5 separate regions of the Homo sapiens genome follow, and regions 1, 2, 3 and 4 are each linked to region 5. The links are chromatin loops, found by intact Hi-C in ENCODE. Cell type or tissue: gastrocnemius medialis. All regions are shown on one strand.

Region 1 (5,000 bases), 250 kb before region 5:
CCTGGCTAGGGGAAAGGCCGCGTGGATAGCATGGCAATAGGCAGGAGGCTGAGGGCCAGACCTGCCCCTTGTGCAGCCTCAGCCTTCCCTAGGCTAACTTGAGGGTGGTGGGGGCTGAGAGGTGGGCAGTGATCCCCAAAGCCCCTTTTCAGATGTGACACTGCTACACAGGGTCTCAGAGCACACCCACAGGACTCGGAATCTGACGGCCTCAACTTGGAAAACCAGCTCTATCGCTTCCTAGCTGTGTGACCTTATGTAATTTCTTAACCTCTCTGGGCTGGCTGTATGTTAAGAATGACACCTACTTTGATACCTACCACCGCGCTGAGGGTGAGATGCGGGAATGTGAGTCAAGTGCTCAGCATGGCCTGGTAGAGAAAGGGCTCTGCACAGGAGCTATTCTTAGGCTTCTCTAACTCCAAATGCCCTCTATCCAACCCGCCTGGGTCCCAAGACTGCTCCAGTTTCACATGCGGCCCCACCCAATGTTGACCGCACTGATAGGAGGCAAATAAAACCCTCTGTGGAGTTCACTTGCCCAGAGGGTGAATGAGCCCAGGGAGTTCTGCATCTGGCTGGCTGGAGATGGAAAGGTGGAGTGGGAGGTGGCCAGGGATATGGATCCAGCCTTAATAATTCCCCAAAGAAGCGAAGGGGACACCACCTAGGGATGCCTACCGGGTACCGTCGGCAGCTTCAGGGAGCGGGGCTGCGTGTGCAAAGGCTGAAATGTCTGGAGGAAACAAAAACCAAACACAAAGCATGAGATTGCTTTCCTCTCCCCAAAGAGACACCGTGCTTGAAACCCAGCACCCCCAGAGAGGCTGATTTTCCCCTGAGTGGACTGCCACATGTTCCCCAGACACTCCCACAAGGACCAGCCTGGGCCCTTCCATAAATTTTGCAAGGACGCAGCCTCCACAGCACCTGCTTCTGCATACACAGCTGTGTCTCAGGAAGGGGCTCTGGGCAGGGGCTCTGGGCAGGGGATCTGGGCAGGTGGGGAGGGTGAGACTTCTCATTACCACCACGCCCCTGTGGCCAAACTGCCCCCCACCAAGCAAGTGGTAAAAGCAAACTGGGCTCTCATTTACTGGACAGGCTGGCTAAAGCTGCTGTTTGGAAGCAGGGGCTGCTTGCAACAACCCTTGAAACTAATGAGATTCCCTCACTTTGGCCAGCAAGGCCGGTGGCAGGACATGCAGGTGGCTCATTAGCGACACCTGGTGGCTGATACAGTTGCTGGGAATTTCCAGCACAGAGGCCCCGAGCCCTCGGCTTCAGGTATGGGTCACTGGTGGAGCAGCTCTCAGGGGAGAGGAAGAAACGCCACATATCAGGGGCCCAAGAGTGGGCAGCTGGGGCTGATCCCTGAGCCTGGGGTGTTCCCAGTTTTGGCGCTAAAAGTCCCACGTCCAGGAAGACCAGAACCAAAGGTTACTCCAGCATGGAACCAAAGTGCTACAGGGAGATTGGTGGCCCCAGGGCCGCCATGGACGGCTCACTCCCCGCTCTTTTCTGCAAAAAGAGAGACAGGAAGTGGCAGTGGCTGAAGCTATCAAAGGCCTCTCTCCTGCCTGTGTGGACAAAGACTCTCCCCGCTCAGCCAAAAGACCTCCCTCGACCTTCTTCTAGGGCTTTCTTCTGCCTTTGAAGGTCATCTGAACCACAGGCTGTCAACATCTCTGGGACCTCACAGACTTGGAGAATCTGATAGAGGCCGTGGGCCTTCTTATCAGGGAAATGCACACATGTGCCCAACATCCTGTGCACAATTTCTGGGGGATCAGAACCTTAGAAGCCTCTACCGGTAAGGCCTCCCCCGGACACAGTGTGTCTGCAGACTACCAGCAGGGGCCTGGCATTTCCACCCATCCCACACTGCTCAAATGTTCCAAAGGAGGCAAACACACACCTAAAGCATGAGGGAAGTAGTAAGAGTTGGGGTGTGGTTTCTCCCCAAACCCCAGATGGGAAGGCAAAATGCCTCTCTGAATCCTCATGCTTTTGCTTAAAAGTTAAGAGTGTATCATGCATTCTGCTCCAAAATGTGTCCACGTTTGCTTTAATAAAAATGTATTTCCTTGCCCTCCCTGTGACATATCTTCGGGGGAAAATGGACCCTTCTGGGAGAAGAGCCATATCTTCCCAATGTTTTGGGGTAATTCCCTGCGTGCATCCTAGAGCTAGTAACCAGGGGAACCACAACAAAAAACCGGTGTGAAACTGCAGAGGCTGCTCAGCTGTTCAGAGGGAGCCTCCGGGAGGCGGGTTCTCAGGGCCCTGACTGCTGCCCTGCACACACCTGAGCAACGCCATATGGATGGTCCTCTAAGGACTCACAGATGCTCCAAGTCAACCCCCTAATGGAGCTGGCTTAGGGAATAGAAAAGCCTGGAGTAACCAAAATACTGTGACTTCAAGACAGTCCTGTTCAATCCAAAAAAAAAACAGCTACAGTCTTTGTTTTAAACACCATTATGCTCATCACCTTCAGTTACAGTAAAAAGCACTGATCTCAAGCACTTTAGGGGCAGGAATGAAAAGGTTGGTACATAGTAAGTGTAGAAAACAACTTTTGCAGAAGGGACTCAATGTATTGACTTACTGAAAGCGTTTTCCTTTAAACTTTCTGCAATAAGGAGGCATTTCCAGCAATGGCCAGCAGATGGCACTGTGTGGTAAGGCACAGAAGGGTGAAGCCCACTAAGAGAAGCCCGCAGACCTTCCCAAATGGGTTTCTACTTCTCTAAGACATTGTGCATAAGATATCCTCCCATCATTGTGCAAGGGAGGATACGGTGACATATGCTCATAAGGCATTAGCAAAAAGTCCTCTCCCCATTCTATAAACCCAGATTCTAGTCCTTCTGCCATCTCCTAGCAGTGTGACCTTGAAAAGGTTGCCTGCAGTCTCTGTGCCAAGAGGCTGGATGGGATGGATTCCAGGGTCCCTCCCAGCAAGAACTTCTCACGTAAGAGGCCTACCACCAGGGCACTTGCCCTGCCCTCTTCCCATCCTCTATGGGCAGTCAGCTCTCAGAACAGGTGGAGGGAGACTCAAGTATCTCCAAAGGTACCCAGAGAGAGGGCGCCCTGCCCAGGTGGGCAGGACAGAAGGGGTCACAGCAAAGGGCAGTTAATGGAACCATGCAAAGGACTCACCTGGAAAGATAAACTGCTGTCTATGATGAATGAAGTAGGCAGCTTTAAACAGAAGAGGAGGTGAGTCACACACACAGAACGGCCAACGCAGGAGGGAGGAGCGGAATTGCAGGTACCGGCTTGGGAGGCAGGGACTTGTTACTGGGCTGGGACAGCCCTACCCCAGATGGACCTGGCAAGGACAGGCCAAACCATGCAGGAAGGAGGAAAAGAGCTGGGAGAAAATGGGCCCTGGCAGGAGTCTGCAGGACTAAAGGGGCTTGCACTGGAGGATTGGGCATTCCAAGACCCCGTCTCCGGTCACCAGCACTCTGTGAAATGCATGTGAGCCCAGAAGGGCAAAATACAATGGGAGAGAAACAGTGATTCTGAAAAGTTTAACAGTGTTATGTACGGAAGAATGGCCTCCTCCCCCTGAGCCCCACCTGTACCTCCAGAGTGTCTCAACCTTACCACTCCCTACCCACATTTTTTTCTCTCTCTCTCATAGGTGACTGAAAAGGATACACTGGGGTTCTGGAAGCTGACAGCATGTTCCAACCTCAATTCTGCCACATAACTAGGCTCTGGGACCTTAGGGAGTTGGCTAACCTCTCCAGCTGTCTCACTGTCAAATGGGGGTGTAAATACAGTCATGTGCCACAGAATGTTGTTTTGGTCAACAAGGGACCACATACATGACGGTGGCCCTAATTATAATGGAGTGGGAAAATTCCTCTTGCCTAGTGATGTGGTAGCTGTGGTAACAGGGCAGCACCATGCATTCCTCACGTGTCTGTGGTGACGCTGGCGGGAAATAATCCACGGAACTACAAGCTGTATAAAAGGATGGCACGCACGATTATGCACGGTAGCATCTTACTTGATAATGAGAATAAACAACTGTATTACTGGTTTATGTATTTACTATATTGTACTTTTAATCATTTTTAAAATTTTTTTTATTTATATATTTATTTTTTGAGACAGAGTCCTGCTCTGTTGTCCAGGCTGGAATGCAATGGCACAATCTCAGCTCACTGCAACCTCTGCTTCCTGGGTTCAAGCGATTCTCCTGCCTCAGCCTCCCAAATAGCTGGGATTACAGGCACCCAGCCCACCACCATGCCTGGCTAATTTTTGTATTTTTAGTAGAGACGGGGTTTCACTATGTTGGCCAGGCTGGTCTTGAACTCCTGATCTCAGGTGATCCGCCCACCTTGGCCTCCCAAAGTGCTGGGATTACAGGCGTGAGCCACCACATCCAGTCTTTTAATCATGATTTTAGAGTATACTTGTTCTACTTACCAAAAAAAAAAAAAAAAAAAAAAAGTTATCTGTAAACTAGCCTCAGGCAGGTCCTTCAGGAGGTATCCAGAAGGTGGCACTGTTATCACAGGAGATGCCAGCTCCATGTATGTCACTGCCCCGAAGACCTTCCGGTGGGACAAGATGTGGAGGTGGAAGACAGTGATATTGATGATCCTGAGGCTGCACAGGCCTAGGCTAGCGTGTGTGTCTTAGTTAACAAAAAAGTTTAAAAAGTAAAAGAAAAAATAAGGATTTTAAAAATAGAAAAAAGCTTATAAAAATTCAAAAAAAAAGTTTTTGTACAGCTATACAATATGTTTGTTTTGGGCTAAGTGTTATTACAAAAGAGTCCAAGTTAAAAAAAATGTTTAAAGATTATAATGTAAAAAAGTTGTAAGCTAAGGTTAATTTATTATTGAGGAGAATATTTTAAAATAAATTTAGTATAGCCTAAGTGTTTAGTGTTTATAAAGTCTACAATAGTGTACAGGAATTCTTCCAGAGCAGCTTCCAGTCCCCTACAAATAAAGAACAATTGACTG
Region 2 (5,000 bases), 300 kb before region 5:
ATACAGCATAAGCGACAGGCCCGGAGAGGTTCAGGACTAACCTAGGTCACACGCGGGTTAAGCCCAGAGCTTAGCCTGCTGAAGGTCCCCAGCAGGACCCCTGGGACATGCGACTGCCCAGGGAGAGGTGATCCAGGCTGGCTGTGTCAAGCCCAGCAAGACTGGAGGGCGGCCAACGCTTCCACCACGGCCCTCAGACAGGCTCTGCTGCCCCCAGGGCCGCGTTGTCTCCTGAGCCGGAGGTGTCAGAACAGACTCTCGGTCCTCACACATTTGTCCCATCAGGGCACCTCTCGGGTCCAGTGCTCTGTGCCCAGTGCTGGGGCCACTGGGCATCCTGTGTGGAGCAGGAGCAGAGAGTCCCCGACTGACTCCTGGACCTTCTAACTGCGAAGCCCGGGATCCGTACCCTGCAGGGACCTGATGGACAGTCTGCATTGAGAGGCTACCTTTTCCAGAGTATAGACAGAGCCCTGGGCAGGGGGACTGGCTTCACTGATGCTTCTTTGAGGCATGGCAAATTCAGAGACAGTCTGGGATCCCCACTGGATGGTCAGCCCCTCGAGGGCAGGACTGTGTCCAGCATTTATCTCTCTAATCCCAGCCCAGCCCCAGGGGCATCTGTGCGCCTCATCCTAAGCCTGGCCCCATGCAAGGTCCTGGCTGGGAGGGGACTCACTCCTCACCCCTTAGTGCCCTCTCCCCACTTCCCTGAGGACAGCAGGCCTGCCTGCAAGCCTTGTCCCCAGCAGCTGGGGACTGAACCCACCACTTCCTCTGGTTTCAGGTCGATGTTCAGGACATCCTGCAGCAGCAGCTGGCCAGCAAGGTGCTCCGTGTACTCCACGAGGAGCCAGGCCACCTCTATGTTTGCTGGGATATGCGCATGGCCTGGGATGTGGCCCACACCCTGAAGCAGCTGGTGGCTGCCAAGCTGAAATTGAATGAGGAGCAGGTCGAGGACTATTTCTTTCAGCTCAAGGTATAGTAGTGGGTGTGTGGGCTGAAGGTGCCGGCCAAGGGCACAGGCCGTTGGAGCCAGGACCAGGGGTGGCAGGTAGACCCAGGGGAGTCAGGCCCAGAAAAGTTCTGGGCCCCAAGAGAATCTTAGCAGTGGCTGAGATCTGAGCTGGGTGGGCTGTCAGAAGGCCCTACTGCACATCCTGGACCAGTTGGCAGCTTTGAGAAGTCGGGGGAATGTGTTCCATTTTTCCATCTGTAGAATGGGGGCAGGAGAGTCTCCCTGGCCTCTCCCCAAACCCCCCTTTCAGAAAGTATCTGTGTGGCCAAAGCAAGGCTGTGAACACAGGGGAGAGCAAGGCTGCCCCTTGTCAGCCTCGTGTGAACCTCACACTTCTTATTTACACCCAGGCTGGCGTCTGCTCACCCTCATCCCCCCAGCAGGAAGGGCTTGCATTTTATTGATGAAGATAATAGTGATATTTATCAAGGGCTTACACTGGGCATACTACTTGCCAAAGATTCTGCTGTGACATTTTGTTCAGTGCTGCCGAGGATTTTGTGAGGGAGGCACCCCATTTTGCAGAGGGAAGGGGGCCTACGGGGACCACAGCAGTGAATATGAAAGCCTAGAGCTCAGTCTGCCTCTCTGTGGTACCAAAGCCTGTGATTGTCACTTCCATACTCTCCCTAAGACACATTCGTACGTTCAACCAAACATTTTTTGAGCACCTACTATGTGCTAGGGATAGAGCAGTAAATGAATCAGGCAAAAATTCTTTACATTCTACTGGGGCTGACAAACCCAAACAAGGAAGAGCTGTAGTGCTTCAGAGAAAAACAGCAGGAAACAGCCCAGAGAACGCTGGGGAGTGTAATTTTAAATAGGGTGGCCAGGGAAGGCGGAGCTGGAAGGCGGCATCTGAGAATAAACCTGAGATGGTGAGGAGGAGCCCTGTGGATACTGAAGGAAACACTCTGGGCTGTTCTGGAGGGGCAGCAGGTACAAAGGCCCCGGGGGTGGGAGTTAAGCTGGTGTGTTTGAAGAACAGTGAGGAGATAACAGGCATTTCCCCAAATGCGTTGAATGGGTCGGTAGACAGTTGGCATCAAAAAGGTTCCAAGGTCGAATAGCCTGGGACATGCTTAGTTAAGGCAAGGCAAACACGTTGCTTTACTACAAGACTTCTGGAAGCCTTCAGCATGCTGCTGCTCATCAGGACCCTTCAAGGCTGGAAGGAAAGAAAGGATGTGGCATTTCCCAAACATATTTATCTCAGAGCTCACACCTCCTGGAGTATCTTGGGTGGGGGATGAGTGCTGGGCAGGAAATGGGTATGCTAAGTAAAGCTTTGGAGATGGTTAGAGGGCCCGCACCAGAGCAGGTGCTGAGGGCCGTTAGAGTCTAAACCAGATTCAAGCACAATCTTAGTATGACAGTTGGGAAGACAGATGGCTCATGGAGGTCCATGTGATAGGGAAGCTGGGCAACCCCGGGGGCTCATCCCAGCCTGGACTTGACACTTTGGTCTCTGTTTCCACCTAAAAGAGCCAGAAGTGCTATCACGAAGATATCTTTGGTGCTGTATTTCCCTACAAGCAGACAAGGCGGCAGTGCAGCCCAGGAGCCTGGAGATGTCAGCGCTCTGACGGCCCGTAGGAGGGGTTAAAGCTGCCGGCACAGAACTTAACCACGGAGCCAGCTCTGCATTATCCGAGGTCACAGGGCCTGGGGAGATGGAGGAAAGTGATATCCCCCAGCCTCACATCTTATTTTTTCACTTCATTCCCCATCAAGCCCTTTACTTGACCTCCTACCAAGTAGCACCCTGGATTGATCAGAGCCTCCTCTCTCAAGCTGGGGCCTTCCTGGTCCCTTGGAGACGAAATCTTCAACGCCAGGCCTGGCAAGTGGGTGAAAGATGGAACCCGCTGCTGAGTGCACCACTTCAAGTGACCACCAGGAGGTGCTGTCACACCACTGTGTATTTAACTGCCTTGTGTACAGTTATTTATGCCTCTGTATTTAAAAAACTAACACCCAGTCTGTTCCCAACGGCCACTTGGGTCTTCCCTGTATGATTCCTTGATGGAGATATTTACATGAATTGCATTTTACTTTAATCACACTGTATGTGTGTGTGGCGGGGGAGGGGGGTTGGGGGCTGTTTTGTAGGGAATGTGGCCCTCAGTTATACAGAGTGGGGAGCTGGTGGGTGTCGCAGCCTGGACAGATCCCCCACAGAGGGACAACCCAGGCAGGCCATGGCTCCTCTGAAATGGCTGCCAGGTGTGACAGCAGAAGATGGAGCTTCGTTGCTTGTCCAAAGACCTGTGGTAGGGCAGGGGGCACAGGCCTGCCTCCCTCACAAAGGATCTGAAACGGGGTCTGGCGTGGGTGGGATTCTCACATGAGGCCAGCGCTTCTGGGAAGGCCTTGAGCTTCTTCTTAGACACTGTCTTAGCGTTTTGCTCTGGGGCCACCTGTCCCATGTGAGTTTGTCTCATACGGATGTGGTCCCTGGGAAGGCAACATGTCGAGGCAAGTGTGGGCCACAGCATCCTCGTCTGAGGGATTGGGGACCCTCCCGGGTTTGGAGCTGGCCAAGGAAGGCTTCTTAAGAGACTGAGCCCCATTTCCTTCTCCTGGTCAGAACCAAGGAAGGAGCTCAGCAGGGGACGCTGGGGTCCTAGCAACACACGGCTCCCAGCTCGGGTTTGGTGTCTGCCTCCTGGCCGCCCTAGCCGACTTCGCCCCTCTCTCTCCCCTCCCTCTTCTAGCAGCAGAGTCTCAGGTGGCAGGAGAAGGTGTAGTGTCAACCTCAGGCTCCAGAAAAGCTCTGTGCCCTGCGCGACAGCCGTGCATCTCAGCAACACAGCCAGGAGTCCGCTCCCGGACCGGGGCTTCTCAGGTTTGTGTTTTTGTTGTTGTTGTTGTTTTGTTTTGTTTTTAATTTTGAGACGGAATTTCACTCTTGTCACCCAGGCTGGAGTGCAATGGCGCATTATTGGCTCAATGCAACATCTGCCTCCTGGGTTCAAGCGATTCTCCCCCCTCAGCCTCCCGAGTAGCTGGGATTACAGGTGCCCGCCACCACACCCGGCTACTTTTTTTAAATTATTATTATTTTTAGTAGAGACGGGGTTTTGTCATGTTAGCCAGACTGGTCACAAACTCCAGACCTCAGATGATCTGCCTGTCTCGGCCTCCCAAAGTGCTGGGATTACAGGCGTGAGCCACCATGCCCAGCCGGCTTCTCAGCTTTAATGTGTGTGTCTCACCTGGGGTGTTGTGAAAACGAAGGCTCTGATCTCTCAGGTAGGTATGTGTGTGTGTCACGGGGCAGGGGGGCGGTGCGCGGGATGCCGCGTTTCCAACAAGCTCCCAGTTGCTGCTGGTGCTGCCAGCTCCGAGGACTACACTGGGGCCTGAGGAACTGGATTCTTGCTGAGCCAAGCAGGATGTGTTGGCATCACGTGGACGCGGAGCTGGGCTGTTGGGCAGTGGCCCAGTGGCTGGCAGAACCCCACACATGAACACTGAGCCACTTTTCCCACGCAAGCCCTAACCCCTAATGCCGGGGAGACCCACAATGGAACACACACCCAGACGGTGCTTCGGATCAGCTTCTCCTGACCCCCCTCCCCAAGCCACCTCCTCCCACTGGGACGCCAGGTCTGAGGAGGCAGCTCTGACCCTGCTGTGGCCCTCACAGGCTCTGCCCCAGCCCCTCTCCCATCTCGGAGGCATGGGGCTGTTTCCTGGTGTCCCCCATTACCACCCTTCCTGTGTCCGAGACTCCTGCCCAAAAGGCTAGAGCCCCAGCCTGCTTTCTCCAACACCCTCGTGGGATTTGCAAGAGACCCTCTGGGAGGAGGTGTGAGGTCAGGACCCCCTGCCCAAAGGGAGTCCATGCTTTCCCATCCCACTCCTCTCAGCAGCACCCCCGCCCGATTCCACAGACTCCAAAATGTCTCCAAATGAATTAAAGAAGCCATGGTCAACCCACATGAATGTGCCAACAAGCATTTTCATTTCT
Region 3 (5,000 bases), 140 kb before region 5:
AATGAAGCCCAGCCTTAGCAGACTATAGTTTCTGGAATTCACGTTTTCCTAATTTCCCAAAAGCTGGGATAATTTTTGCCCCCTCTGGTTGTCCGGTGCCTTGATCTCCCTTCTTAGCTACTTCAATTGACTGATAAAACCACCCTGTGATGGTAATAACCAGGTTCCCAAGTGCCCAGGAAAATAAGTCCTAGGGGTGGACTTCATTTAAAGCAGACTGTGGTTTCTGCCTCAGTTCCCTCTTGCTCCTGGTTGGATTACACTTGCTGCCCAGGGGCCCAACAGAAAACAGAGAGGCGCTGCTTCCCTCCACCTCCCTGAGTTAATGGTGTATTGCTTGGCTTCTGCCTCAGGCTGATCGCACCCTTGTTCCTCTTGCTCTGAACAAATCTTCAAGAACCCTTCTGATGCCCTTGGCATATCCTGAAGCTGTTAACCCTCCTGGCCCTGCTCTAAAACCAACAGGCTGGTGCTGCTCTCCCACTCACCCTGGCTTACTTGACTTCTAATTCCATTTTTTCATAGAAGTCCTCAAAACCTAACTCAGATCTGAGGGTTCCTCTGCAGCTGCACTCATTTCTTTCAGTGCCTCATGCCGCCCTTTGCTTCTTCCTCAAAGCATTCCCACATGTTCGTTAAAGTTTCCCTAAGAGTCTCCATCAAAGCCAGTGAGTCTCCACCTGCCCACACAACCGCATCACCTGAGGCGCATTTTAAAAATTCCAATGCCCAGGCCCCACCCCAAGATTCCAGTGGGGCTTTGCTAGGGTGGGATCCAGGCCTCAATAGCTTTAACAGTCTCCAGGAAATTCTAATGGCAGCCAGGGCTGGGACTCACAACCTGGGCCACGATCTCAAACACTAGTGTTATCGGGATCACCCTGGGAGAAACAGCGCACAGAGGCCTAGCTGGGTGCAGCAGGGTGGGTCCTCCATCTTCTATAAGCTTCCCCAAGCAATGCTGACAATGACAAAAGTTTGAGAACCACTGGACTGTCCGGAAAGTGGGAGAATTTGAAAAGGAGATTTTCCCCATTGGGCTTTTTACTTGGAAACTCCTGAGCTGTTTCCCTGTGGTTGAAATTATCTAAATAGAATTGTCACATCAAGTTGTGTGTAAGTAGAGTTGGTTGGTCAAGAGCCTTTTTTTTTTTTTTTTTTTTGAGACTGAGTCTCACTCTATTGCCCAGGCTGGAGTGCAGTGGTGCAATCTCGGCTCACTGCACCCTCCGCCCCTCTGCCTCCCGAGTTCATGCCATTCTCCTGCCTCAGCCTCCCGAGTAGCTGGGACCACAGGCGCCCGCCACCACACTCGGCTAAATTTTGTATTTTCAGTAGAGACGGGGTTTCACCATGTTGGCCAGGCTGGTCTCGAACTCCTGACCTCAAGTGATCCATCTGCCTCAGCCTCCCAAAGTGCTGGAATTACAGGCATAAGCCACCGCTCCCAGCCTCAAGAGGCATTTTTAAGGGTAAAATATTACTGCTACTGAAGGAAAAAACAGTATGCACATGCACACACACTCCTCATTTTTGCAGCAAAACCTGTACAAACCTGCCTGCCCATCCCGGAAAGAAACTGCCACCGTGACGGTCTTGCTGTGCACGCACTGACTCTGCCAGACTTTCCAGTAAGATCTCTTTCTCAGTCACTCCTGGAGCTTCCTCACCAATACTGCTGGCCCTCCTTGCTGCACATGTGTTGCTGCAGCCAAACAGGGTTTCTCAAACATGGGCTGTTCATCAAGTCTGGCATATGCCACCAGTACTATTATTTAATATTTTCTCTTAAATCTACTCACTTTTTAAAAAAGAAACTATCTCATTGCCATAAAGGAGACACTAGTATCTGTGCCATACAGAAGATTTCCATAAAAACAAGCATAACTGAAACAAAACAACATTATTATATATTTGGGGCCCCACTGCCTGCAGAAGGCCGGGATCCTGCGGCCTGTTTCCTCCTGGTCCCACTCCTTGCTTTTTAGAAAGGGAGGTCACATTCAGACTTTCTCCTAGAGGCCATTCAAGGACTGAAAGGGGGCTGTAAGGAGACATCTTCTTCATTATGGGGTTTACAGTAATTAATGCAGCCACATCTGGGCACCATCCTTGTCCCAGGACATTTTCCAGAAAGGACTGCAGTACCGACAAGTGAAAGTCACTGGGACAGCTGGTCCCACGATAAGAGGATGAAGCCCACCCTGGCACTGGTTATTCAATCTTCCCCAGCTTCAGCCTCTGTTTCTCTGTATGGAGTTTAAGGTCCTTCACTCACCATCTGGAAGAATGAAATGGGTTACCGATAACATAAACCGCAAGCCCTTTTTGGGAACGTCTGCTGTCTCATATCGCAAAGAGGTGGAAATGAAAGAGCTGAAGACCAAATATCTGCTCATCTGCTGACTTTAATGAGCAGCTCCGCATTCTCCTGCCCAACAGGGAAGGAGGAAAAGCCCACTTACTGCTGCCCCTAGAAAACACCAGAGCAGGAAGGGTCGGATGCTTTCTGCTTACGCAAAAAGAAAGACAAATGTGAGCTTTTAAAACTGAGTGCAATTGATGAAAGCTGAACCTCAGAGTTCTAACCTGCTGGCCCACACTCTCATCTCAGAGGAGGACACGGCAGGGCTGTGGCTGCTAGCAAATTCACTAGCACACGGCCAGCCCCTCGGTATCCCTCCAAGACAGTTTCCATCTTCACTCGGCCTGAAAAGCTAACAGAAGTAAGAGGCCCTGCGTTTGGCAGGTGGCTGCAAATCCTGAGGGCCACTGCCACTGCCTGGCTTGAATGAAGGCTCAGGGCTTAATCATTAACCTGAGATCCCCCAGGATCCCCTTGCTGGTTACCATGGCACATGCAAATTTCCCACAGTCCCAACCCAATTCCTGCGTTCTCAGATTCTCGCTCTGGGGCACAGGAGGCCCAGCTAGGCAAGAAGACCACATGGGGGCCTCCCTTCTGTTGGAAGGGAGGGGAGAGGTGAGGAAAGAGGACCAGAAAATCTGGCTGAGACATATTTCAAATACTTAAAATCAGGCAGAATCAGCCAGCAAGGTGAACAAAATAGAGAAAGGGGGCGGCAAATTATCTAGGTTTTTCTATTCAACTCATGAGTTTCAGGGTTTCTAATTTTAGGGGAAATTGGAGTTTCTATGGCACTCTTATGCCTTCCTCCCTTGCCCCCATCTTATTAAGTGTAATTAGAGACAAACAAAAGCAGCATCATGGCTCTCTCCAGTCACATCTGGGTGGCTGGAGATGAGGCATCTCCCTTAGGCAAACACAAAAACGCCACCCGGGGCCTCACTCTCTTACTCAAAATAAGACTTGTTTCACACTGCAGTTATTAAAGAAGAAACAGGCCTATCCCAGGAACTTGGCCAAAAGAGATTCATAATGCTGGGCCTGACCACTGGCCCATGAGGTCCCAACAAGCCAGATCTTGCGGCGGCTCATGGAGTAGGGGGCAGAACTCAAAACGTTCCAGAAGCACTTACTATCTGCCTGCATAAAGACCCAACCCTAAAGGAGGCTTATGCGCAGTACCATCTCGTCTCTTCTTGGAAGGAAGCACTTTCCAAACTGTTCCCTCTGAGAGCCTAGGGGCAACACTCAAATTTTACCAATTATAATAAGCAAATATGATCCAACTTAAAAAAAATGATTCCAGGCTTTGAAAAGCATGTTTGCACCTGATCAATGACAGCTACAAGTAAACTGAACTGACTGTAGACCCGCCATCAACTCAGGTTCCACAGGGACTGCATGATCGATGAAGCAATGAATGCTCTGTGAGAGCTCGCCCTGTTATTCTGAAATCACAGTGATTAAAATACCCACTTGGCAGTCATGTGTTACCTGGTAGAGACAGCCTTACTGGACAACATTGCTCACAGATTTCAGAGCTGGAAGGGACACGAGAAATGATCTCCAAGCCTCCCTCCTGTCGCCCAACTCCACCTTTGGGGCAGATCAGGGGGCTATATCCCAAGGATACTAAGGGACTGGGCCTAAGTCATCATCGGGGCAGACATGTCCTCCAAGTCCTGGCCCAGGTTGTCCAATGCACCTCACCTCCTCTGTGTGAGGGGTCCCTTGGACTTTTCTTGAGTTAAATAAACACCCACAGTCACACTCACACACAGAGCCTTGTATAAAGACAAGCACACATATAAACTATGCTTTTCTGCCTCCCAAGATGTTGGACAAGGCCAGGAAAGTGCGAGATCAGTATTAGAGGGCTCAGGGGAGGAGGAGAGGAGCAGCCGCTGCATATACCCCCAGAACCCTGTACCACTGAGGCGTGCATTCTTTCAGAAGCCCACAAGCTCCTGTCCTGCTAAAATCAAGTCTGATTTCTCAAGCTTCCTTCCCTGCCCAATGGGTAAGGGCAGAAACCACCTCCTGTGCTGTGCAGAACTCACACCCACTCTGCACACCTGAAGCAGAGCCCTGCCCAGCCGCCCGGCTTACCAGCTGTGCCCACCTGGAACCCGCACTGCCCGGGAGCCCCTTCCCTCTGCCTCTCCAGTCACTGAATGGGAGCAGGATCACCTGGGGCACTTGCTTATGGGCTGAGCCCAGGGACACTGACAGGGCCGCCTCCCAGGCACAGGGAGCCACCCAGCAGGCCACACTGAGTCAGCGGCCAGGGTCCAAAATTTGCTTCCTGGAGAACTTGGAAGGGACACCGCCCAATGGCACTCTCAGAGAAGCTTTCATTCTCACGACGTCAATGCTGAGAGGACTGCCAGGCTGATTGGGAAACAGCTCCATCAAGATTTTTTGTCTAGTTGGTTTTTAAACTGCACAAATGCCAGAAATCTCCTTCCTGCTCTCTACTGCTTTTAAATGTAAATCGAAAGACCTGTTCGTACTTGTCCCCGGAATCCCTAATATCGGTCCCTCTATTAGTCTCTGGGGAAACATTAACTCTGTTGAAGTCGAGGCAGAGGGGGCTGACACCCTGGGTCCATTTAAGGCACTGACCAGGCAC
Region 4 (5,000 bases), 220 kb before region 5:
GAATGAGGAGCAGAGTGACAGCATCAGAGATCATTGGCTCCCTGCCTCTGCCTGTCTCTCTCAAACCAGGAGATATGTTCTCCAGTAGGTGGGATTAAGTTATTCTTTCTGATAATAATTGGAGAGCAGGGCCAGTTGAGTGCTGAGGTCACTCCCAGTCTGTGACAATCCAGTCATGTCATTAGCAGGAGACTGCTGGTCTCCATTCTCTCCAGTGGAGGGTGAGGATGGGTTTGGGCAACGTGCTACCCCCTCCCCCAGCAGCTGGCAGAGGCTGGCGTCACAGGCCATGCTGGGTAAGCCGGCAGCTCAGGGCCAGTTAGGTATCAAATGGTATCCAGGGATTTACTAGCAGCCACGGGGCTGCCTGGGGTCTATACTTAGAAACCTGGGCCTGCTGACACTGAGAGGCGCCACACTCCCTGTGGCCAGTCAGGTGGACCAGGAAAATGCCAGGGGCGGCACCGCTGCTGTACCGGCCACGTATACAAACACACTGCACTTCACGCAAGAACACGGGTGAAAGCTGGGTTGAAGGAAGATCAAGAAGCAAACCCAGGCTCTGTGTTTCTGTTCAGTTTTGCATCCCTAGAACATGCCTCAGGCAGTGCTGCTGGAACACAGGTCCATCTGTGGAACCTGGATCACTGGTGTGCATGGGTGATGAAAGGGATCCTTAACCCCAGACCTTTCCCCAGGAACTGGTCAGACCAGAGAGGCCAAAGGTGGGCTCCTAGAGCCCTGTGGGTGGTGACATAGGACCCTGCACATCCCTCTGAGGCCAGAGCCCAGCGGGGCTGGAAGGAGAGAGAGAGAGAGGAGCAAGTGGAGAAGGTTTCTATGGCAGCCCAGGCTGGGAGCCACATGTCTCAAATTGGCAAGGGAGCACCTGACAGATGTTTCTCCTACCTGCACCCACCATTGGGGCTCATGGAGAGGGAGGAGTGAGACTTGGATAGTAACAGTCAGATATTCTGGGAGGCACAGGAAGGGCTGAGGCAAGAGCCCAGGTCAGGCAGCCTCCAGGGGCTTCCACAGAAATCAGCAGAAAGCCTGGGGATGTTGGCTTTGCTTGTGGCCAGTTCCGGGCCCAGCCTCCTCACTACCCCACCCCTGGGAAGCAAGGCAAACAAAACCCCCTCCCAGGAGAGTCAGTTGGTTCCTTGAGGGCAAACTCCCCTCTTAACACCATTCCCTAGAGGCCAACACAGTGAAGCAAAGAGCCAGACTGGGTCCCCGCAATGCCCCTGACCTCGGACAAGTCCCCGCCCCTCTTTGGGCTTCGGATTTCCCATTTATAAAATGAGTGGTTCTGCCTAGAACAAATCAACGGCTCTCAATCCGGGTTGTGCCCTGGAATTTTCCAGGGACTTTAAAAATGAATCGCAATGCTTGGGCCCCACTTCAGACCGGCCAAATCAGAATTTCTGGAGGTGCGGACCATGAGGGCAGACAGGCGTTGGGGCCCAAAGTCTGGCTAAGGCAGCCCAGGACAGAACAGGTCTGGGGATGTCCAGACCAGAAGGCAGATGTGGCCACAGCACGGCTGTGTTCAGGAGGCCACATTCCTTCCACTGAACTCGAGCCCAGCCCAAACTCACAGCTGTCCCAGGAGACGTCCTCTCCTGTGCCCAGGTCCCTGCCTCCCTCTCCACAAAGCAAATAGGGGCTCACAGTAGGGAGCTGGGCTTGAACTGGAACCTTCAGGATTGGCTTCTTCTCACGTATGCATTGGTAAGCCTGGGATTGAAAGCTTGTTTAGAAAGAAGGTACAGTGGTGGGTGTGGAGGAATAGAGGTCAAAGGGGAGAAAGAGATGAGAGGGGTTCAAGAAAGGGCAATAAGCATTTATTACACATGTCCTGCGTGCCAGGCACTGTCAGATGAACCACAGAGGTCAGCACATGCAATCCTCCTAACAGCCTGAGATGGGAGATAAGGCTGAGAGAGGGCGGGTAACTTGCTCAAGGCCACACAGAACAAGGCCATCTCAACCCACCACCAGCCAGCCCTTGTGTCCACTGCCTTGCATTATGAAGTGAGCCCTTTTTCCCAGGGCAGCGTTTATTTGCCACCACTGGCATCACAGGTCACATATGACTTTCCAGACCCCACACCGCTCTATCCCTGGGCCCAGCTAGGGTGAGCTCTGGCAGTGGGGTTTAAAGCAGCTGCAGGAGGCTCCTCCAAGGAGGTCTCTCCATGTTCCCTTTTAATCCCACTTAGCCTCCACTCCAGTCCTTTGGAGGAGGCTGGCACTTTTCAACTCTGCCTGGGACCAGATATCTAGCTTCCAGCTGCACCCGCTGTCACCACAGCCACCACTTTCTCTCCAGGCCAGCCCACCCTCCTGGAAAGCTTGTCCTGTGGCTGCCTCCTTGCTCTCCCTATCAGCGTGGAAAGGCCCCATTCCTCCTTCTATAAATCCAGAGGTATAATACATAGTGTGAGAATAGGCAAACTTTTTCTGAAAGCCACACAGAGTCTCTTCAGCTTTGTGGGCCACATGGTCTCTGTCGAAACTGCTCCACTCTGCTGCTGTGGCACCACCAGAGCCACAGACAACACGTACACAAATGGGTGTGGCTGTGCTCCCATAAAATTTAACTATGGATACTGAAACAAATTTCATGTAACTTTTACGGGTCACGAAATATTCTGTTGTTTTTAATTCCTCCCGCCAGTTCAAAATGTAAAAACCATTCTTAGTTCACAAGGCTCTACAAAAAATAGTGCTGGGCTAGATTTGGCCCAAGGGCCAGAGTTTGGCAACCCCCAAACACATAGCAATGCTGTTGGGCTCCACCTGCTGGTGGCCCTGGGCCTGGCTCCTCCTCCTTTCCCACCTCCCCACCTAACCCCCAGCACACAGTCAGCAGGACAGGCTTGCGGGCACACCCACATCTTGTCACCTTTCTCTGCATCATCAACACACATTTCTAAAACCAGGCTCCTGTGTGAAAATGGCCGGATGTGTCCTGCATTAGAGAAACACACACAGCTACTCCAGCTTTGGGCACTGGTGTGTCCCCCAATTACTCCCAAAATGTAGAGAGGAGATGGGAAGGCTTCTACAGAGTGGGTTTCCCTACTCCCAGGATGTTTTGTAACATTTTACAAAATGCGTGATTGTAAAATTTTAATTCTTTTTAAAAAAAGAAACAGTATTATCCACAAGATCCCACACTAGAACTTGAGTCAAAATGAATACATTAAATTTTTTAAATGTTTAAAGAACATTCAAAAGGAAAAGTGGGTCAGGATGGAACGTGGGAGGGTGAGCCACAGCCAAAAAGCTGCGTTAACCTTGGGTGACACTTGACTTCTAGGGGACTGGCAAATGAGAAAGTCCCGCCCTGCACAAAATAGGGCTATGTGCAGGGGCTAAAGCTGAGGGCCTGGGATCAGAGGCCCTTTCAGGGATGGCAGCTGGCTGAGGATGGGGCTACAGAGGAGGGTAGGGACAGGACGTGCCCCTCAACAGGGACACTATTCCTCTACGGAAGGCAGAGCCCTGACAGCAGGCCTCAGCTGGGACTGTTGCCGGCAAACTGGGATGCGGTAATCCTATGAGGAGGGTGCAGGGTGCTAGGTGTGGCTAGAGATGTAACTCCCCATGGGGGACCCCAGCTCTCCTGGGGGTCAAGGCACTGACAGAACTAAACAGGGGTTCCTGGGTGTGGCCATGTCCCCGGCATCTTTACTGCTCCCCCTCCCCATTCTCCCCTGCTCGGACACACCATTGAAAAAGAGAATGGTCAGACGAGTCCCCTCCTCCTCCACATGCACAGGGCAAGAGCTCGGAATTCAGCCAGTGAGGGCCCTGGTGCCAGAGGGCGTCCAGACTATCAAATAGGCCTCGGGCACCAGCCTTGGAGTCTGGTGGGTCCCTTGTGGGGCCAGAAGCCAAATCACAGATGCCGTCCACCAGAGGGACATGTCCCAGTGTTTAGCACGTGAGGTCTGTCCTTTGGGGTGGTCTGTCCATTCAGATGGGAGATGAGCCAGGCCACAGCAAGTGAGCCCAGAGCTGGAGACAGAAGAACCAGGCTCCTCCGCCTAGGAACAAGAGCTGTCGGGTTTTGGAGCTGCCCCATGGGGGTCCAACTAGGAGACAGGTGTCTCAGGAGCTCCTGCTCCCCTCAGGCAGCCCCTCTGTGGTTTTCCAGAAACCTTGAAAACAACTTCTGCCCCACAGCAGTAACAGGCATCAAAGCTATGGGACCTCAACAGAGACCCTGAGCAGATGGCCGAGGAGAAGCTGGGGAGACCAATGCCACAGCTACCAGGCTCTAGGGGCACGAAAGGGGCCAATGGATCTTCAAGGGGATGGGAAGAAACCCCTTCTCTGCCGAGATCAAAGGCAGGCTCCAAAGGGAACTTAGGGACAATCTAGTCAGCACTCATTTCACAGAGGAGAAAACCTGCCTGGGTCACCCCAAACAATGGTGCCAGGACCAGGATCCAGGTGTCCAGACACACTTGCCAGTAACCAACGCCAGGATATACCATGCCCCCGGGAGGGCGAGCCAGTTTCCAGCACGCATTCCCTGCCCAAGTGCAAAGGTTTCATTCCTTCCAGGTTTTCTGCACTAGTCCAAGAAGGGAGCCAAGGTCAAGATGTCCCTGAGGTCTGCCCTGAGAATCACCTCCCTCTGCCTAAGGGACGCCAAGTCACATGAGTGCCTTGTGGGCCCAGAGCCCTGTGCAATCCAGAAGCAATGCGGCTCTGGGCTCGTGGCCTCACCTGAAGCCTAGCCAGGTCCTAGGCCTCAGTGGCTTAGAAGGTGGCAGATGGGCGGAACTCCTCAAGTCCATGTTCTTGCCCACTCCTACCCACTACAACTTTTTTTAAAAAAGAGACGAGGTTTCACTATGTCAGTCTGGCTGGTCTCAAACTCCTGGCTTCAAGCAATCCTCCTGCCTCGGCCTCCCAAATTGCTGGGATTACAGATGTGAGCCCCACCCCCATTTTGGTGACAATGCACTTTTCTTCTTTTT
Region 5 (5,000 bases):
AGACTCCATCTCAAATAACTAAATAAGTAAATAAAAATTTAACAAATAAAAGCAAAACCAATAACCAAAGCCACCAAATTATCAGTGTCCAAAGCAGGTGCAAGGCCACCAGATTGTCCTGAAGCTACCACTGATTAACTGTGATGATGCTTGTTCTGGCATCTTCCTGAAATCGTCCACTGCTTTCCACAGTGCTCCTGTGAACACCGAGGAGGCTCTACCCCAAATGCCTCTTTTCTCCTCGCCCTGTCCTTGAAATGCTCTTATGCGCTTCAACTCTCTTTCCTCAGGATGACTGCTTCCCAGGGAGCCCTCTAGCCCTCAAGCAAACAGGCCCTCAGGAATCTTCCTCTACGGTCCACCAGGGCTGCTCTGACAGGCCTAAATCCTGGAGGAAAATCAGCTGAGGCAGTAATAATAGGTTGGTTTCCTTCCTTCCTTCCTTCCTTCCTTCCTTCCTCCCTTCCTTCCTTCCTCCCTCCCTCCCTTCCTTCTTTCCACTTACTGGGTTCTTACTTTGTGCCAGACACTGTTTTAGGTGCTAAAGATACAGTAGTACACAAAGACAACACACATACACGTATGCAGAATAATGCATATATGTTAATTAATTTCACTTTGCCCTTCCAGTGACACACATAGTGTATACATATATAAAAGCATCATGTTGTATATTATAAATATATAAGATTTTATTTGTCAATTAAAGAAGAAAAGACAACAACAGGGGCCGGGTGCGGTGGCTTACTCCTGTAATCCCAACACTTTGGGAAGCTGAGGCGGGTGGATGGCTTGAGACCAGGAGTTTGAGACGAGCCTGACAGTCTGGTCAGGATTCAACACGGTGAAGCCCTGTCTCTACAAAAAATGTAAAAATTAGCCAGACATGGTAGCACTTGCCTGTAGTACCAGCTACTTGGGAGGCTGAGATGGGAGGATCTCTTGAGCCTGGGGAGGTCAAGGCTGCAGTAAGCCATGATCGCACCACTGCACTCCAGCCTGGGCGACAGAGTAAGACCCTGTCTAAACAAAACAAAACAAACAAACAAGAAACAGACAACAGAACCCCCCTTTCATGGAGCCCAAGCGCTGGTGGACTGTTGCATGCTTGCTGGACACCACTGCTGTAAGTACCTTCCATGCATGAGCTCATTTAATCCTCACAATAAGGTATCGTACTACTGCGTCCATTTTACAGATGAAGAAGCCTGAGGCTCTGAGAAGTTAGGCAACTAGCTTCCTAATGACAATGACTACCATTCATTGAGTGCTTACACTACTGTCAGACACTGGGTGGAGCATTTTGCATTCATTATCTGGGCAGCATGAGAGGTGACAGGTCTGAGGCAGGACAGGTATGATTTCAGCTCTAGCTCACCGTGTGGCCTTGCATGACTTCTTCCATGTGTCTTAAAGGGACGCACTCTTACGTGGCTCTAGGTCTTATGAAATATCTGAAATTTTCAGGCTGAGTGAGTTCCTCTGCCTCCCTGAAACCTGACAGGGAAGGCAGAGGGGACAGGGTCGGGTCCTGAGGACCAGCAGTGGGTGCTGGGAAGCCGGGGTGGATGCGAGGGTGAGGGGCATCTCCCGACACAGCCAGGTCAGCCGGGGGCAGCGCCGCCCAATAAATGCAGGCTCCACGTGCTTCCCAGGTGGAGCCCAAGTGGCCCTCGGATCCTGCTGGTTCCAGGGGCGACCACGCTTCAGGGCCCACAAGTGATGGAAATCGGGGGAATATTGTCTGCAGACTTTGTGCTGAAAATACATACCAGGGGGTGCGGGAGGATTAACACCTGCAAGTCTGTGGGAAACCACGGGCCTGGGGCCGAGCGTCCTGAATTCCAGTCCCCCACTTCTCAGGGTGGGCTGTGCTGCCTTGGTCAAGGCTCGGAACTCAGCTTCCCTATCCGTTACCGTGAGAGCTCTGACTCCCAGCCAGGCTCTCCCCGGGAGAGCGGGACCGCGGCGGCTCTCTGCCCCTCCCTCTTCGCCGGCCCGGGCCGTGGCTGGGGAGGCCCTAGAGGCCCCGGCGGGCTCCGGCGCCCCCTGCCGGCCGAGAAGGGCCGCACCGCGCCTGCGCCCGCTCGCCGAGAGGGGCTGGGAGGAGACCTGGGAGGGCGGAGGCCGCCGCCCCGGCCGGGCCACGCTGGGGGCACGATGATGTCAGCGGAGGAAAGGAAATGAGTCATCACTCCCTGGGACCGTGGGGCGGCCGGGAGCGAGTGTGGAGACGCGGCCACAGGAACCCAGGACAATGGCGGGAAGTAAGAGGAATGTGGGCCTGACTGCAGCCGCGCGCCCCTGACCCCGGACCCCACGGCGGGGAGGAGGCTGGGGCGCAGGGCGGGCCCCGAGGGGTCGGAAGGCGGCCAGAACTCAGGCGGGGTCGTGTGGGGACGGGGTGGCTGGAAGAGGATGGGGACGCAGCCAAGCCCAGGGTGCCCGGCCTGAAGAACAACCCGGGCCGTCTTTCTCACCAAGGATGTTTCCAAAACCTTAGCCGACCCCTTGGCGGTTCCTCCACTTCCCTTAAACTCTACTGAACCTCAGAATAATCCCGGGGGCAGGTTAAAACCCGGATCCCCCGGCCCCACCCCGGAGATTCTGATTCAGCAGGACAAAACTGGGCCTCCATGAATTTGCATTTTTTAAATTATCCTTTTTTATTGAGATGGGGTCTCACTGTGTTGCCCAGGCTGGTCTCAAACTCCTAGACTCAAGCAATCCTCCCGCCTCAGCTCGGCAACGTGCTGGGATTACAGGCATCAGCCAGGATCCCAGCCGGAATTTGCATTTTTAACAAACTCCTAGTAGGGGGTGCTGGGCCAGGGTCCTCAGACCACTCTTTTGAGTAGTGCCACCTTAGAACGAAGTCCTGCTACTTGGCGGACCTAGAACCGTCCTCTGTCATGTGGTTCCTCCAGTCTCACCTGTCCCCACCTCCTACCCCTCACCAGTGTACTAGCAAGACCCAACTACCTGCATGTTGCGGTTCTCTCCTCTGTGTGTTTGCACAGACTATTTCCTTCGATTGAAAGGCCTTCTCTTCACTACGCTGCTGCTCAAACTGTCTGACTTCTACCTGCCCTTTAAAATCTTCTCCATGGGTGTGTCAAAGAGTATAATCAACAGAGTGAAAAAAGCAACCTATAGAATGGGAGAAAATATTTTCAAATCATAGCTCTGATAAGGAATCAATATCCACAGTGTATAAAGAACTACAGCTAGACCATAGAAAATCAATCCTGATTCAAAAATGGGCAAAGGACTTGAATAGGCATTTCTCCAAAGAAAATAAACAAGCGGCCAATAAGCACTTGGGAAGATGTTCAACATCACTAATCTTTAGGGAAACGCAAATCAAAACCATAGTGAGGCCCCCACCATCCTGACTCTCCTTCCTTCCAGAGGATGTTGCCTTCTGGATCCACCTCAACCCTACTCAGGGAGCCGCTCAGCTTCCTCAAGGGCCTGGAGTAGATGGCTTCCATCTTCTCTTTTGCCACCTGTGGAGGTTTTTAAGAGCAAACAGAAATTCAAGTGAATTGTCCTCCTACAGTTACTGACGAAACTATTACAGCTACTTCTGATTATCCATTCAGGTTAAATCAGGCATCATTTCAGTCACCTCCAGGTATTAATGTGTATGATATAAATTGGAAAGTCAAGTCCTCCTAGGAGATGACTGTGCTTCTGCACAATTCCATTACATTTGCAGTCTCTGTCTTCCTGTACTGCATTGCTGTCGTGCTTTATGTTGGTTACAGGAACCTATATCAGGGTAGTCATAAACTTCCCATGATTGGCTTTGTCATTACTCTTGTTGCCATCTTTTGCGATTGGTGAGCACTTCAAAAGCTCGCTTGGGCAAAAGCTCTTGCAGATATTAAAATAACTACTGGTCAAAATATTGTTCAGGAACTTCTGCTTGTAAGAAATCATAATAATGTGTTATTTTGGCTCTGTGACCAGCATGGGATTCCTAAATGTATCTGTGATCTTTGTCTTTCTGAATATGATACTTTGGAGGGGAAATGCTTGGCGTGTGTACAAGTATGAGGAGACCAACTTACACAACCCATCAAATACTTATGCTCCTCATAGCCAAGGAGGTATTCCACCTCCTGCTGGAATGTAATTAAAGGGAGAAACACACTGTATGAAATATATGTCTATATCATGACTTGTTGCCAACATCTTGAGGCACATTATTTGTTTCCAATAAAAGTAATGTTTTTTTTTTTAAGCCACACAATGAGATATCACCTCACACCCATCAGAATGGCTACTGTAAAACAAAAACAGAAAATAACAAGTGTGGACAAGAATGTGAAGAAAGTGAAGCCCTTGTGCAGTTGGAGGGAATGTAAAATGTTCCAGCCACTGTGGAAAACAGTGTCTTCATCTGTTTCCTATTGCTATAACTGAACACCAGAGACTGGGTAAATTATAAAGAAAAGAATTTATTTCTTACAATTCTAGAGGCTGGGAAGTCCTAGGTCAAGGGACTGCATCTGCTTGGCCTCTGGGGAGGGCCTCATGTCATAACATGTCAGAAGGCATCACGTGGGAAAGGGGTGCACTGAGAGCCAAACTGCCTTTAATAACAAACCCAGGCTGGGCACAGCGGCTCATGCCTGTAATCCCAGCACTTTGGGGGAGCAGGGGGTCAAGGCTTGCAGATCACTTGAGGCCAGGAGTTCAAGACCAGCCTGGCCAACATGGTGAAACCTTGTCTCTACTAAAAATACAAAAATTAGCCAGGGATGGTGGCAGGTGCCTGTAATCTCAGCTACTTGGGAGGCTGAGGAAGGAGGATGGCTTGAACCCTGGAGGCAGAGACTGCAGTGAGCCGAGATTGTGCCACTGCATTCCAGCCTGGGTGACAGAGTGAGATTCTGTCTCAAAAAATATAATATAATATAATATAATATGGCACAAAGAATACTAAATAGACCTCTGTACTTGCCCACACAGGTTTAACAAATGTCAACATT

The links. Hi-C counts contacts between places; a loop is a spot of excess contacts. Peaks named below come from ENCODE experiments on the same cell type or tissue, not always from the same donor. Only the 100,000 strongest peaks of a DNase experiment are listed, where the experiment ranks them.
Region 1: it touches region 5 in a loop (8-fold over the local background); 104 of 110 quality-filtered maps call a loop at or near these places.
Region 2: it touches region 5 in a loop (5-fold over the local background); 30 of 110 quality-filtered maps call a loop at or near these places.
Region 3: it touches region 5 in a loop (7-fold over the local background); 13 of 110 quality-filtered maps call a loop at or near these places.
Region 4: a loop joins it to region 5, with 3 times the contacts of the local background. A loop is called at or near these places in 3 of 110 quality-filtered maps.

Annotation. Positions count from the first base shown.
Region 1 is chr17:27,599,570-27,604,569 of GRCh38, reverse strand. It overlaps KSR1 (kinase suppressor of ras 1), which reads right to left. Exons shown (of 21, transcript NM_001394583.1): 11 at 3,169-3,210; 12 at 682-736. Among named protein-coding and RNA genes, the nearest start is that of LGALS9, 29 kb to the left of the region's middle. In gastrocnemius medialis, CTCF peaks have their summits at 1,230 (motif pointing left), 2,679 (motif pointing right), 4,314, 4,523 (motif pointing right) and 1 weaker place; DNase peaks (open chromatin) are centred at 1,229, 2,689 and 4,549; H3K27ac peaks cover 339 bases.
Region 2 is chr17:27,649,532-27,654,531 of GRCh38, reverse strand. LGALS9 (galectin 9) reads right to left here. Exons shown (of 11, transcript NM_009587.3): 11 at 4,972-5,000. It also overlaps the pseudogene NOS2P1. Among named protein-coding and RNA genes, the nearest start is that of LGALS9, 21 kb to the right of the region's middle. In gastrocnemius medialis, CTCF peaks have their summits at 2,718 and 2,924 (motif pointing right); DNase peaks (open chromatin) are centred at 2,918 and 4,411; H3K27ac peaks cover 576 bases.
Region 3 is chr17:27,494,501-27,499,500 of GRCh38, reverse strand. All of the region lies in intron 1 of KSR1 (kinase suppressor of ras 1), which reads right to left. Among named protein-coding and RNA genes, the nearest start is that of KSR1, 41 kb to the right of the region's middle. RefSeq lists enhancers at 2,688-2,737, 3,478-3,547. In gastrocnemius medialis, no CTCF peak of the experiment used is centred here; a DNase peak (open chromatin) is centred at 4,660; H3K4me3 peaks cover 405 bases; H3K27ac peaks cover 940 bases.
Region 4 is chr17:27,567,283-27,572,282 of GRCh38, reverse strand. The region is part of intron 2 of KSR1 (kinase suppressor of ras 1); the gene reads right to left. Among named protein-coding and RNA genes, the nearest start is that of LGALS9, 61 kb to the left of the region's middle. RefSeq lists enhancers at 1,728-2,488, 4,242-5,000. In gastrocnemius medialis, CTCF peaks have their summits at 2,625 and 2,825 (motif pointing left); DNase peaks (open chromatin) are centred at 362, 862, 2,812, 4,692 and 1 weaker place; H3K27ac peaks cover 3,358 bases.
Region 5 is chr17:27,350,999-27,355,998 of GRCh38, reverse strand. It overlaps LINC03146 (long intergenic non-protein coding RNA 3146), which reads right to left. Exons shown (of 3, transcript XR_007065677.1): 3 at 2,642-3,509. LOC124903958 (a long non-coding RNA gene) reads left to right here and starts at 2,191. Exons shown (of 2, transcript XR_007065678.1): 1 at 2,191-2,267; 2 at 4,251-5,000. It also overlaps the pseudogene SYPL1P2. RefSeq lists silencers at 1,897-2,296, 2,317-2,466. In gastrocnemius medialis, a CTCF peak has its summit at 2,048 (motif pointing left); DNase peaks (open chromatin) are centred at 2,148 and 4,566; H3K4me3 peaks cover 1,719 bases; H3K27ac peaks cover 2,947 bases.